Linked DNA regions of Mus musculus: all the other regions are linked to region 1. A link is a contact called in ENCODE Hi-C or POLR2A ChIA-PET data. All regions are on one chromosome and are shown on one strand. Each heading gives the region's core, a stretch centred on a gene start or an enhancer-like site at or near the end of the contact. The rest is flanking DNA. Distances are from core to core; before and after follow the strand shown. Region 1 holds the start of Malat1 (metastasis associated lung adenocarcinoma transcript 1 (non-coding RNA)). Region 2 holds the start of Dpf2 (D4, zinc and double PHD fingers family 2). Region 3 holds the start of Map3k11 (mitogen-activated protein kinase kinase kinase 11). Region 4 holds the start of Tigd3 (tigger transposable element derived 3). Region 5 holds the start of Frmd8 (FERM domain containing 8).

The links. A loop is a pair of places that touch in the nucleus more often than their neighbours do. ChIA-PET counts read pairs that join two places held with the same protein, here RNA polymerase II (POLR2A).
Region 2: POLR2A ChIA-PET joins it to region 1 with 84 read pairs in Patski. The contact joins the promoter of Dpf2 here to the promoter of Malat1 in region 1. POLR2A ChIA-PET finds 5 or more read pairs at or near these places in 3 of 5 experiments (Patski and embryonic stem cell).
Region 3: POLR2A ChIA-PET joins it to region 1 with 89 read pairs in Patski. The contact joins the promoter of Map3k11 here to the promoter of Malat1 in region 1. POLR2A ChIA-PET finds 5 or more read pairs at or near these places in 2 of 5 experiments (Patski and embryonic stem cell).
Region 4: POLR2A ChIA-PET joins it to region 1 with 20 read pairs in embryonic stem cell. The contact joins the promoter of Tigd3 here to the promoter of Malat1 in region 1. A Hi-C loop is called at or near these places in 1 of 37 maps with a recorded cell type or tissue (CH12F3). POLR2A ChIA-PET finds 5 or more read pairs at or near these places in 4 of 5 experiments (Patski and embryonic stem cell).
Region 5: POLR2A ChIA-PET joins it to region 1 with 31 read pairs in embryonic stem cell. The contact joins the promoter of Frmd8 here to the promoter of Malat1 in region 1. A Hi-C loop is called at or near these places in 16 of 37 maps with a recorded cell type or tissue (CH12F3, Patski, T-helper 1 cell and 9 more). POLR2A ChIA-PET finds 5 or more read pairs at or near these places in 5 of 5 experiments (Patski and embryonic stem cell).

Annotation. Positions count from the first base shown.
Region 1 is chr19:5,801,386-5,804,004 of GRCm38, forward strand. It overlaps Malat1 (metastasis associated lung adenocarcinoma transcript 1 (non-coding RNA)), which reads right to left and starts at 1,287. Exons shown (of 1, transcript NR_002847.3): 1 at 1-1,287.
Region 2 is chr19:5,911,584-5,914,202 of GRCm38, forward strand. Dpf2 (D4, zinc and double PHD fingers family 2) reads right to left here and starts at 1,288. Exons shown (of 11, transcript NM_011262.5): 1 at 1,158-1,288. The coding sequence starts at 1,189. It overlaps Gm42067 (predicted gene, 42067), which reads left to right and starts at 1,371. Exons shown (of 2, transcript NR_168272.1): 1 at 1,371-1,489.
Region 3 is chr19:5,687,844-5,690,462 of GRCm38, forward strand. Map3k11 (mitogen-activated protein kinase kinase kinase 11) reads left to right here and starts at 1,288. Exons shown (of 12, transcript NM_022012.3): 1 at 1,288-1,423; 2 at 1,634-1,669; 3 at 1,846-2,619. The coding sequence starts at 2,404. Pcnx3 (pecanex homolog 3) reads right to left here and starts at 1,065. Exons shown (of 35, transcript NM_144868.3): 1 at 154-1,065. The coding sequence starts at 306.
Region 4 is chr19:5,892,829-5,895,447 of GRCm38, forward strand. It overlaps Tigd3 (tigger transposable element derived 3), which reads right to left and starts at 1,300. Exons shown (of 2, transcript NM_001362045.1): 1 at 1,142-1,300; 2 at 1-289. The coding sequence starts at 272.
Region 5 is chr19:5,873,917-5,876,535 of GRCm38, forward strand. It overlaps Frmd8 (FERM domain containing 8), which reads right to left and starts at 1,292. Exons shown (of 11, transcript NM_026169.4): 1 at 1,175-1,292; 2 at 794-878. The coding sequence starts at 878.

The DNA.
Region 1 (2,619 bases), core at 37-2,536:
ATGCTAGTCGTTAGGATTTTAAAAGCACCTCAGCTCAAGTCCAATGCAAAATGCTGACAATCTTGAAACTGTTATCAAAAGTCCTTTTGTCATCAAGCAAAATTAAGCTACAAGTTAAGGCTTTTAATATTCTTCTAACTCTTCAAAGGCATTCTGCCTTAACTTTTTACTTCAGTCCTAGTAGCTTTGATTGCTAGCTTCAATCTTGTATGTGGCTGTCTAAAGACTCTTCTAAACTGCTCGCTCCATCAGAAATTTGAACTTATGGCTTTAAAGATAATTTCCTTCTGACTTTATATCTTATCCAACCTTTTGGCCTCAATCTTATCTTCTTTGCCTATCTTGAATGCTGGCATCCAAAGTTGTCTTAACTTCCATTTTGTTTTTCTATCTTGCTTCTTTCTATCTTCTATTCTTCGGCTTCCTACTACCTGTGCCTTTAAGTACCTTTTCTGTCTTCTAAAGATGCTTTGTCTTCTATTTTCCTATCTTCTCTAACAGCTTTTTCTTCACCTTCCTGTATGTCTTCTTCGTCTTTCACTTCCATTTTCTAATCTTCTTTCTCCAAATACTAGCCTAACCTTTTTGTTTTTTCAAGACAGGGTTTCTCTGTGTAGCCCTGGCTGTCCTGGAACTCACTCTGTAGACCAGGCTGGCCTCGAACTCAGAAATCCGCCTGCCTCTGCCTCCCAAGTGCTAGGATTAAAGGCGTGCGCCACCATCGCCCGGCTAGCCTAACACTTCCATCTTCCCTGTTTCCAACTCATGCCTTCAAACGTACATGCGCCAGTCGAAGGATTTTTATAACGGCCGTCAACTTAACCTACTTTTCTCAATCTTTTAAAACTACACCTCATTTTCAAACTATTCTCTACAACTTTACTGTTTTAAATGCCACTTAGATTCTATTTAGGTAACCTTCGTTTTAATCTACAAGGCCGACCTTCAAACTAGAACCTTTTAGAACTTCACAAAACCTCCCTTTACAATCTCCTAAACTGCTCTGGTCAGCCTCCATTATACAGTACAAATACTTTTCTCCTCATTTCCTTTTTCAAACTGTTTAAATAAGCCTTCATGTTATCTCTTAAGATCTTCTTAGATTATTAAGACTAAGTAATATTTCGATAAGCTACTCTATTAGCTTAAGTTTAGAGTTCTAATTCTTTTTACTGCTCAATCTTTTTAATTAAAAACTTATCTGCGATTTCCTCGGGCTGAGTCTCCTGCCTCACGAGCTCAGCTGTGCTGCTCTACGCTGCTCTGCTCTCGCTGCCTGAATGCCTGACGCAGAGCCCGGAGCGCCGGTATTTATTGCAAAGGGACACGTCACTCCACCGGAACCTAGTAACCCTCCACCACCTTGGTGAAGGAAGAAAAATAGTTCCTCAGAGAGTTAAAAATAGATCCTGACTTCCAAGTTTCTAGATTTTTCTTGACGTCGTGTGGGCCTCTTGGACCTTGCTAATACAGAGAAATGTTTAGCTTGTACCAGCTAAATAGGTACAAATAGGTTTAAAATTTCTGGTCACAAGGAGAAAAAACATGAACTAATAGCTATTAAAAATGGGAGCCCCAAGTTTTTCAGATGTTTCAACACCTTTTGCGTTTTCCTGGGAGGACAGAGGGTATAGCGTATGTTGCAAGTGTTAAAACAGGCTTTCCCACAGCTTCAGCTTCCACTTCCCATTTTGTAACTCCCCGAGCGGCTGCCATTTCATGCGAAACAAGATGGAGGTCTCTCGGAAAGTGACCGGCCCTGCGAGTGGCTTCTGAGGTGGTGACACTTTGTACTGGTTTATACTGGGAATGCTCCTGTAGGGACGACCTGCAGCCTCCGGCTGCTCTCGGGGCCACTTTTCCGAGCCCGGGTACACGAGCGCTTTGGTGCTTGCCTACGTCCGCCATGTTAGGCTGCGGTCTCAGCCCAGCAAGGCCATGGTCGCTGCAGGTGAGGGCACGGCGACCTTGGCGGCCATGCCGAGCACCACCCGCACTGCGCTAATAACCGTCAGAGCCCGGCCCGTGGCGGCAAGGTCCCCAGGTCTATCTCATCGCTTCCTAAAACTACGACGGAGGGGAAAGGATGTTTTTCTCTTTCTCCCAGGACCATGGAGAAAGCGTCACTGGGCGCAGAAAGCGGGGGCCGCGCCAGGGAGGGCGGGGAGGACCGCGGAACCCGTCGCGAGGACAAAGGGGGTGGGGAGAGGCGCAAGGATACGCGGGTCGTGAGTCGCCGCCTCCCTTTGTGAGCTGCTGAATCGAGGGCTGGCAGCCGGCCGGGTTCGACCGGTTCTAACCGGTTCCAGCCGGTCTAGGCAAAGTTTCTGCTGCAGAGCCTCGCTGCGCAGGCGCGCCCCGCCCCGCCCCCAAGCGCCTTCACCACGGTGCTGGAATGACTGGTGTGGGAGCAGGGCGGCTGCGGGGGGCTGTGCTGCAGTTTCCTGGTCGCCCCTTATTGCGGCCTACTGGGCCCACGGACATGGCTTTTTTGGTCTCTATGTCATCCATTAAGTGTTAAGACACATACTTTGCTCGTACGTTTACTTTATACTCTAGAATTTTCAAAGGGAAGCGAGTCTCGGGTTGATCCCGTAAACTGGAGGCTGCCTGGATTTT
Region 2 (2,619 bases), core at 38-2,537, 110 kb after region 1:
TTGGGAGGAGGGGTGGTTGAAATAGGCAGCAGGATGAAGCCAAAAGCGAGATTAAAAAAAAAAAAAAAGCCACAAGAGAAGGCACTTAGCTTAATGGAAGTGGAAAAGCATTTTCAAAGAAAGGGGCTGCAAGCAGCAGGGAAGAAGCAACTTAACCTTAAAAAAAATTTTTTAAAAGCCTCTTGGGACGATTGGGGCTCAGCCCACGACAAAGACAGATAAAGCTGCGAAAAGTCCTCCAGAATGGTTCCAAAACCTTTACTTTGTCATCCAGAATCCAAAAGCTTTGATTGGACAGCTGAAACACTTCAATTTCTCTATCCTTACATCACGTCTAACATGGCCATTAAGGGAAGAGAAGGCCATTCTTAAATCCAATGGGCACCCCGTTCCAAAACTCTGATTCTTCTTCAAGAAGGAAGGAAGAGCCTCATCCAAACATCTCCAACTGAGGGGAAGCGACTAGCAGGCCAGTCCCCGTTCCCGGTGTCGCCCAACAACCGTTTATTTCAGCTCCACTGGAAATCTGACCCGCACAATGGCATCTGGGGGACAGAGAACGCCCACCTCAGGGCTCCTGCGGACTGGAAGGCCATCTGGCTCCGGTCTAGTTCCCCACTCCCCGAAGTTCTGCTCTTGGACCAGTTCTTCCCAAGAACATTTTTAGTTTCGTGGACCCCGGATTTCCCGGTTAACGTCACCAGGCTGCTTAAGTCTTAGGACTCCGCAGGGACGGCGGAGCCTATGGCCCCAGGGACGGCGGTGGGCGGGGAGGGGACCCCGATCTCCTAGTGCCGCCGGCCTCGGCTTGGCGGGACTGACGCGTCTCCAGAGAGGGGCCAGGGACCGTGAGCCTCTCCTTCGCAGCCCGCAGCTCCGCTCGGGGCTCGGCCCGCGAGGAGGACACCCGTCGGGGGCTCCGGTGTGCCCCCCTCCAGTCCTCCACAAGTTTCCAAAAGAAGCCCAGCGCCGTCTCCCGAGTCTCCTGTTGCCCTCCCTCCCAGCAGTCGCACAGCAAGGACTTCCCGGGCATGTCCTTCTCTCTACCTTGTCTCTTCCCGCACCTCCCTCTCTACTCCCAGGTCCTTTACAAGATTTCTGGTACATGAGAGATTAAAAAAGAAAAAAGAGACAAACAAACAAAAAAGACCACTCACAGCTTCACTACATTCTCCACCACAGCCGCCATCTTCCCTGTTCCTCTCCCTCAGGCCGGGAGGCCCCGAAACCTACAACGCGCAGGCGCTAAGCCTTCTCAGGACACAGGGTCCTCGACCCTCTGCGCAGGCGCAGCTAGGGGGTGCGCGCACGCACAGGCCCACGAGAGCGAGCGCTCGAGAACGACCTGTCCTGAAGGAGCCTAGGATCCCAGTGCGCAGGCGCGATTGGAAAACTTACATGCCCTCTGCAGCTCATTCTAGAGATCCGTCTCCCCTCCATTTAGTGACGCCTCAGCTAGGAGATCTGGCTCGGTTGGAAAGTGAGAAAGGTAAGTGAAAAGGCCACGCGGATAGGCTAGAAGTTGCAAACAGTGTCCTGCCTGGCTGGCCGTTAGCCACGAGGTTGACACACAGGGAGAGATTGGTGGGTAGGTAGTGAAAGGTCAGAGTCCCAGTCCTTTAGGTACCTCTGTTCCCAGTCAGCCCATTTTAGAGAATGGAAAGTGAGTGCCCAAAATGGGCTGTTCTTGGGCCTGACTCTCATTCGGACAATTCCTGCCAGTAAACCCGGTCCTTGAACTTCACTGGCACCCACCTCTTCTCTCTTGCTTGCCTCTCTCTCCCTCTTCCTCTCCCTCTCTCTCCCTCTCCCCTCTCCCTCTCTCTCCATTCCTTTGCTCTGTATGTCTGTCTTTGTGTGCGTGCATGTGCCATAGCATATGTGTAAGAGTGAGAGAGCAGCTTGGGGATGTGAGTTCTTTCATTCTACTTTGTACCTGGGGGATGGTGGTCAGGTTGTCAGGCGTGGTGCCCAGAGTCCGTATCTGCTGTGTCATCCCACAAGCCCTTGATTGCTATTACCAAGCCATTCTCCACATTGAAAGTTTTCACTGGTGTGACTAGCCCTCTTAGTTCTATACTATTTATTTCTCCTTCAGTATCGAGTTATGCAAATCCATGAACAAACATGTTTCCCCTTAAAGAAGAAACCAGCCGGGCGGTAGGGGCACACACCTTTAATCCCAGCACTTGGGAGGCAGAGACAGGAGGATTTCTGAGTTTAAGGCCAGCCTGGTCTACAAAGTGAGTTCCAGGACAGCCAGGGCTACACAGAGAAGCACTGTCTCAAAAAAACAAAAGCAAAAACAAAAACAAAACAAGAAGAAGAAGAAACCAACAGGACTCCCTTAAGCCCATTGGCACTGCATCTCAGCCCATTTCTTTTCACTCTTTCTAAGCAGATTTTCATTCGTATTCTGTACTGCCCTGTTTTCCTAGGCTCTCTTCTGCTTACTGAGTGCTTTTGTTCCCACCAGGCCTTTTGAAATAACTCCTAACAAAGTCACCAAACCTCGGTTTCAATGGATTTAGAAGCGATCTACTCTCTGTCCATGTTGGACCTGATATATATGTGTATATGTATATGTATGCATAGATTGTCTTTTTTTCTTTAGGAGGT
Region 3 (2,619 bases), core at 38-2,537, 110 kb before region 1:
AAAGACTTGGTCTTTCCTCTATATAAAACCAAAGTAAACTCTACAGTGAACTCTACAGTGACTCGCTTCACTCCACGCCCCAGGACTCAAGATGCCCATCCCTCCAGACTACACTCCCTCTCGCCATAGTTACAGGTGGTGGCAGCCTCTCACCATGTACAGCAAGAAGGGAAAGATGAGCAAGAAGATCCAGACATAGAGATGGAAGCAGTTGGAGAAGGTGCTCTGATGCGGATCGAAGAACCATCCCCCAGTGAGCGAGGCCCACACCCCCTGGCGCAGGATCTGCAACACCTGAGACCCCATGGCCCAGCCGCTGCTGCGCACGCCCTCCTCCCGGGACCCTCATGGGGGCGGCCCCCGGCCCATGCCCCGCTGGCGCCCGAGGGTCCCGGGGTCCGACTTAGATTTCACGCCATGGCCTCCCCCAGACGGGGGAGGGGATTGGTAGGGTGAGGGCACAGGCAGGGGGCGGGGCCGGCCCAGGCAGTCAGCGGATCAGGCCGGGATACTGGGGTGGGACTGCATCAGAGGCGGGGCCTGGGCCCCCTCCGGTGGCCCAGAACTGTTGTAAAGCGCCGAGCCTGAAAGCAGGCGCAGGGCAAGGGCTGGGCACCCGTCGGCGGCATCCAGAGGTGGGCGTGGAATAGGTGCTCTCGGAGTGCCAGTGATAGGTCCCTTGGCTCCGGACCGGAGAAATCCTTGGGACCCTGAGGTCCACTTCCGGGGTCGCAGGTCACTCGCTTGGGGCTCTGCGTTCGCCCCGCTTCTACCGGTGCCGGCGCAAAGGGGAGGCCGGAAGAAGGAGCCGCGAGCTGCCAGCCTGCACTGGCGCATGCGCCCGTTAGAACCTGTTGGGACCCGGAAAAGGAAAACCTGGCGGCAGAAGTGCGCAAGCGCGGAGAAGTAGCGAAGTGACGGGATGCAGAGGTATCTTAGGCGCGCGCGCAGTCAAATTCTAGAGCCACCAAAATATGGGACGGCCGGGTGAGTCGCCATTGGGTAACGACTTGATGACTGGCGCAAAGCTTTTCCAATGCGTTACAGGAGGCGGGGAAAAGCTGGAGAATGGGACTCCTCACGGCTACTTCCAGTTTGCGTTACCGGGTCACACCCCCGACTTGGGCCGCCTCTCCTTAGTGCGAGACCGTAAATCATGGTTGTCGCTTGGCTTACGCCTCTACTTCCGGGTCAGAGCTTAGCCGAAGCAGAGAGTGATCCTGATCAGGCCTGAGTAGTCGAACAGGATGACATAGGCTTTCTTAAAGTAACAGACACAGGACAAGTGATGAACTAACGAAGAGGTTGTTGAAGGCCCTTCAACTCTGAATCTAATCCCGGGCAAAGTTCTGAACGACAGTTTCAGGTTTTTGCCTCTCGGGTGAAAGGAAGATAATTTTAAATGGTTCCAAGAGCTTCAAGTGTAAGCCGATTTTGAAGTCCCAAACTTCTCTGTTCACATCCCCCTCTAGCACTGAAAAGCAGGGTATCTTGTTATTTCATATATGGAAAGAACGAATCTTAAAGAGCTCTGCAACTTCGTAGCCAAGACCAGATTTTGGTTTTGAGGCAATCACAAGGGTGATTTGGCTGATGAGAATTCAGACACAAGGATTCTTCTCTGTCTTTGCAGAGATCCACTTCGACCGTGAGCAGAGGAGCACCTAACGTAAGGCTTAGAGTTGTGCCGGTGTGTTTGGGGGCGGGGGAGGCGGGAGGAACTACCTGGCCCGCCTTCTACCTCTCTTGGCCAACCTCCCCGGGAACTCCCGTGCACAGCTGCCGGGAGCCTCCGGGAGGGGAGCGGTGCAACCCGCCCACGTCATCTGATGCTGTTTCCTGCAGGAGGGAGAAGAGCGGAAAAAAGTGAAACTCCACCCTCCACCTCTGCCTCCCGCCCCCGGGGCCAAAGTACAAAGGGAGGAGGAAGAAGGGACCGGGGTCGGAGCTGTCGGGGCCCAAGGCACTAGCCCAAGAAGAGGTAGCTTCGGCTCAACTGGGGACTTTCTCTTACCTCTTGTGCCTGGAGACAACAACCAGAGTCCGGGCGCTGACCCTGGCAGGCCCCACCTTACGGTAGGCGGGCGCTGAAGCCAGGTTCCCAGGACTACTTCGGAACTGAGGGACTCTGCTGCTCCAATTCAGCCATGGTGAGGCGCCGGAGGCCAGTGGGCCCCACCCCTCCAGCCTGACCACACTGCCCTTGGTGCCCTCCTCCAAAAGCCCGAGATGCGGGGGGCCGGGAGGCGACACTCCTGGCTCCCCAGAGAGGCGTGGGTCTGGGGCTGAGGGCCAGGGCCCGGATGCCCAGGTTCCGGCTCTAGGGCCTCACAAGCCAGCGGGGGTGGATACCACGGGCACCCGAAGAAGGTCCCCCACACATTCCAACGCCGGCTCCCTGCCATGGAGCCCTTGAAGAACCTCTTCCTCAAGAGCCCGCTGGGGTCATGGAACGGCAGTGGCAGTGGGGGCGGCGGGGGTACCGGTGGAGTCCGGCCGGAGGGGTCTCCGAAGGCAACAGCAGCTTATGCCAATCCTGTCTGGACAGCCCTGTTCGACTATGAGCCCAATGGGCAGGACGAACTAGCCCTGAGGAAGGGCGACCGTGTGGAGGTGCTG
Region 4 (2,619 bases), core at 50-2,549, 91 kb after region 1:
CGGGCAATGTGGTACCAGCACAGTAGAGCCTCATCGATCCCACTGTATTTGGATTCACGCTTCCGCTTCCGCTCGTGGTTGGCTGTGCCACTGCACCAGTCTGCCAACAGCTTCTCCTTATTCTTGCAGATCCGTGAGATCTGGGGCTGTGAGACCTGGAAGCGCCGGGCCACCTCTGACTGGGACATCTTAGACTCATCCAAGAGTTCCAGCACCTGGATCTTCTCAGCCAGGGACAGGGCGTGAAGCTTCTTCTTGGTGTTCAGCTCCATGACTCCCTGGGAAGCTGCTGGGGGAAGAAAAGTAGGAGAGCGTGCCAATGGCTGAGAGCAAGAAGAACAGAAGAGGTCGGGACCCCTGAAGCCAGAGCAATTCTCTGGAATGCAGAAAGCTGGAGGAGACCAGGCCAGCTGAAAGAGACATGAGATGGCCAGGCTGTGGGAGGAGAGGGCTAGACCCAGAAGAGAGCTGGCAGAGTCGAGTGTTTCTGGTCCGAAGTGGAGAGAATTCTGGGCTGGGGTTTGGTATTGATGGGGTGGAAGGATGAATAGAGGCTAAAGCACAGCTGTAAAGACAACCAGGAGACAGCTGCAGGGACAACAAAGGAGCAAAAACAAGGAGAGGCCTGGGGCTGAGGCTGAGCGGGGCAGGTGTAGGGGACATTCAGGGTGCCAGGGAGGAGTCCCCTGAGAGGAGATGAGGAGGAGGAGGACCTAGGTTGAATTTTGATGGCTGAAGGCAGGTGGTAGACTGAACGGACAGAGTCGAGATGAACAGGTGAGATGGTACAGATGACAAAGCCAGATGGATGGTGTCTGAAGGCGCTAGTACAATTCGGCGCTGGCAAGGCGGGGTGGTAAAGCTACCCAACGGTTCAACCAGGAGAGTGAAGATGCCAAGACGACAAAGGGAGACAGGGTGAGGAGGATGAGGGCAAAAGGGAAGAAGTGTCCTCTGCCCAGTGATAGCCTGGAGTGATATCAGAGAGAAGGGAGCACCGGCCAGGAAGCAGGCGGCTCGAGCGCTGGGCTCTGCGCCCTGGTTCGCTGAGTTGACCCCTCGTCAGTCGGCTGGACGGACACAGGCGTCGACCCCAGCCCGCCCGCCCACCCGGCTACAGGGCCTCCCGCTCCGCACCCACCTCCAGGCGCCGTCCCGCGCCTCCAGTCCCTGCCCCAGCCAGGTTCCTGGGCCTCAGCAGAACCAGAGAGTGACGGGCGCCGCGACCCGAGGACAGAGCGCGCCGAGAGGCTGCTCTGGAGCGGGCGCGCGCAGAGCGCGCACAGCCCTCACCCGGGTCTCTCAAGGCTGGGAAAACCTCGTCGCGGCCCCTCCGCAGCCCCGCCCTAACAAACTGATTAGCCATCAGCGGCAACTTGTCCCGCCTCCAGTTACATCTGATTGGATGCTGTGGAAGTGGCGGTTTGTCAGCCCTCCGGAGGAGGAGCTTCCTGAGTGGAGGGGTCTGGCGGGAAGAACCGGCCTTAGTGCCTATCACTTGTCGACCAGCCGGCGTGCCTTGACAGCCACCCAGGTGATTTCGACCCCATCCCTACGTGGTACCTAACTGGGATACCGGCCCTCCAGGATTTGTTTTGGAAACAAGATGAAAGGAGAAAATGAATGAATGTAAGCTTTTAGTCACAAAAGAGTTACCATGGACAGCGCTGGCCTCTGGTCTTGCCAACGGCCTACAAAATACACCGGTGGCAAGAAAGGACATTTTTTTTTTTAACCAGTTTTGGTGGGTCACGGCAAGATCTAAATTCCTGTTAGTCACTTCCCTCCTTTGTAACTAGGTGTAGATAACTTAGCCCTCCCTGCCCCTAAACAGCCAGGACCCCACTTTTTCATAGGTTTTGAGCCTATCCATTTACCACTGGATGCTGTCAGTCTCTCCAAGTGTCGTCTCCTGCGAACCAAATATTTTCTCTTAAATCTATTTTAGTGGTCTCATCTGCACATTTCTTTTTTGGCCCTCAAGACTACTCAGTTGCTAAGGATTAGTGCCTGACTCCCTGTACTCCTGGCCTACATAGCAGAACAGGCAGTGCATAGTCCAGACAACTCTGTGCAGTAGCAGGCCAGGGCTCAGCTTTCTCTGGCAACAGTGACCTCAGGGTGCTCTAGGAAAATCTGAGCACACTTCAGTCGATATATAAGTATTTAGCTAGAGAGGTTTGGGAGGGGTTCCCTTCCTTGTTGAGGCAGGGCTTTGCTGTGTAGCATACTCCCAGTTGGATGTTAAGCTTCCTGCAGATTCTGTCTCTGACTTCCATGTCCCTCTAAGAGTGCTGGAATAAGGGCTGGTGAGATGGCTCAGCGGGTAAGAGCACCCGACTGCTCTTCTGAAGGTCCTGAGTACAAGTCCCAGCAACCACATGGTGGCTCACAACCATCCTTAAGGAGATCTGACTGGTGTGTCTGAAGATAGCTGCAGTGTACTTACATATAATAAATAAATTTAAAAAAAAGAGTGCTGGAATAACACACATCATCCAGCTCCTTATCTGGGATGCAGGGACAAAATTCAGGTGGTCAGGTTCACAGTCAAAGTGCTTGTCTTGGACAGGGGTACGATGCCAATAAATAAATGAATGGGGAAAAAAGAGAGAAGAG
Region 5 (2,619 bases), core at 42-2,541, 73 kb after region 1:
CAGATAGCTTTAAGCAGTCCAGGAAAGAATAAACAACTCAAACAGCCAGTGTTCCCTTATAACAAGCTGGATTCCCATTTGAAGCCAGAGCCAAAGATGCTTGGCAGGTTGGCCAGACTCAAATTCCCCATCCCTGAACTACAGGCGCAGTAAAGGAGCATGGAGTGTGGAGGCCTCGTTCTCAGCCTGCATCCTTTTCTGACTCTGTGATCCAGCTGTAAATCTGTAAAAACAGTTAATAGCGCTTCTTCAAAAGGTCACCGCCAATCCAGTACGGCTGGTGAGAGTGGACATCATAATGAAGGAGCTTTTGAGATTCTGGTCTTTTCTGCTCCAACAGCTACTTGGAGAGACCAGGAGACTGGCTCAGATCCACTTTACAGGCAGAAAAACCAGCCCTGAAGGGTCAAGTTCATGATCAACCTTGGTCTGCTCCAGTAGTCTGAGACCTAACAACCTCTCTAGGTCCTAATTTCCTCCCAATAAAATGAAGAGGTGGAGAATCCCTGCTTTCAAAGAGCTGTCTGCAAAAAAAGAAATGGGACAAAGGAAGTGGTGCCCTTTTCCAATCATGTGTCTTCATTTGAAAACAAGAGAAAGTTCAGGAGTGTGGCTCAGTCACTAAGCTAGAGACAGATCTCAGCTAAGTCCTTTGATTTCTGAGTCCGCCACATCTAAACAAATCTTATTATTTACTACATGATTAACTTACTGAAAAAGACAAACTGGAGTCACGTCCCCAGGCTGGAACCAAAGAGTTCAAAAGAGATGAAAGAAGAAAGTAGAGACCTACCTCGGGCACCCACTGAAGAGACGCTACTTCGGTGGGACCGCTCCGCAGGGCCGGGCTGCCCCGCGTTGCCTTCTGCCCCCTCCATCTGCAAAAAGAACTCTAGACAATTAATGGGGGGGGGGTCTTAAGGAGATGGTCTCCTCAAGCTCTCAACCAAGAAGCAAAGGGGTCTCGGTCTACAATTCTTAACCTATGTTCAGGGATCAAATGTGTAGGGTGAAAGTAGAGAGTGACCCTCAGCCGAGTGCAGATCGGGTGGGCTGAGTCAGGGAAGTGACCGTCAGGTGCAGGGGTCTCAAGTTTCTCAAGAAATGGCCAAACAAGTCGGGACGCGCCCCTGTCCAGGGCGGGGACACGGGCAGGGTGTGGCTACGCTCTCACCTTGCAGGGTCGCAGAGCCCACTGCCTCACTCCAGAATGCCACCCGACTCAGGCCTCCAGTTCTGGACCCACCACCACACCGGCCGGCGGGGTCTCCGGTCCTGCCCAGGGTCGATTCGCAGGCGTTACGCCGCAGAAGCTGCCGCGGGAGGAAGCACAAACCCGAGGCCCCGCCTCTCCGACTGAAGGAGCCAATCGGAGCCAGAAGCCTCGGCGCACGCGTACTCCCGCATTTCGATCTTTGGTCCTTCCTACCCACCCTGGTTCCCAGCTTACTTAGATCACGCAAGTCTCAAAGACCCGGTCTAGCCACGCCCCCGAGTCCTGTATTGTCCCTCTCCCGTCGCCCTCACTCCCCGCACAGCCAACTACATGAGTAGTGTTGCTTCATGCATAAGACCCTTGGTCTGTAATAGGATGTGGGGAAGATTCATTAGAACCAAGGATGAGGGCAAGAGCTGTGCAGCTACCGCTCCGTGTGACTTGACTGGGCCCCTCTCTAAAATGACCCACCTTGTGGGTGGATGGTGCCGCAGTCCTCTCAGGCCTGTTCTGAAGGCCTGAAGGGGTACTGGCTCTTGGCCTTGGGTAGGAATCGGGGCCCTGGACAAGTCCCTTCCCAGCTAGATCTGTTTTTCACCTGTAGCATGAGATTGGACTGAATGACTCCCAACAATCCCTTTCACTCTCATTACGAATGTAGGTTGGAAACATGGGACTTGCTGTGCTTCCAGGGTGCAGTCACATAAGCCTGGCTGTCTTAGAGACATAGCCTCCAAGATCCCGAAGTGCCAGGCATTGTGCTTCCCAAAATCTTATCACCAAATTGTTCTGACAAACCATCACGTGTGTGCCTAAGGCCTGGAATGTATGGAGAAAAACAAGTCCATATACATGCCACTTGAGCCAGAAATTGTTCCTGGTGCCAGCAGTCACTTGGGATCTGGTGCAGGGACGTGAGTTCTCCTTGCCACTTGGTTTCTTTGCTGGAAAGCAGATGAAAGCTCCTGCCTTCAGTATTTGTTTTTGTTTTGTAGAGTTTTCAATTTAGTTCATTTAGGGACAAACTTAATGGCACACAAGCCTTTAATCCTAGCAGAGAGAGGCAGAGACAGGCAGATCTCTGATTTCCAGAGCACACAGAGCTATACAGTGAGACCCTGTATGGGGGGCAGGAGGGTGGGGACAAGCAAAACTGTAGTAGGCAGGCCAACCATGGAAGCAAATAATCCTACCACTTGGATGCTGGAGACAGGAGGATCAGCACGAGTCAAGGCCAAACTTGGTCACACAGCTAGTCCAAAGTTAGCCTCGGATATGTGAGGCTCTATCTCTAAAACAAACAAACAAACAAACAAACAAACAAAAACTACCAAGACAAAAACAAAACAACAAAAGAACAAATATTACAGAAGGCCTCAGCATTGCTATAGAAGACATAAACC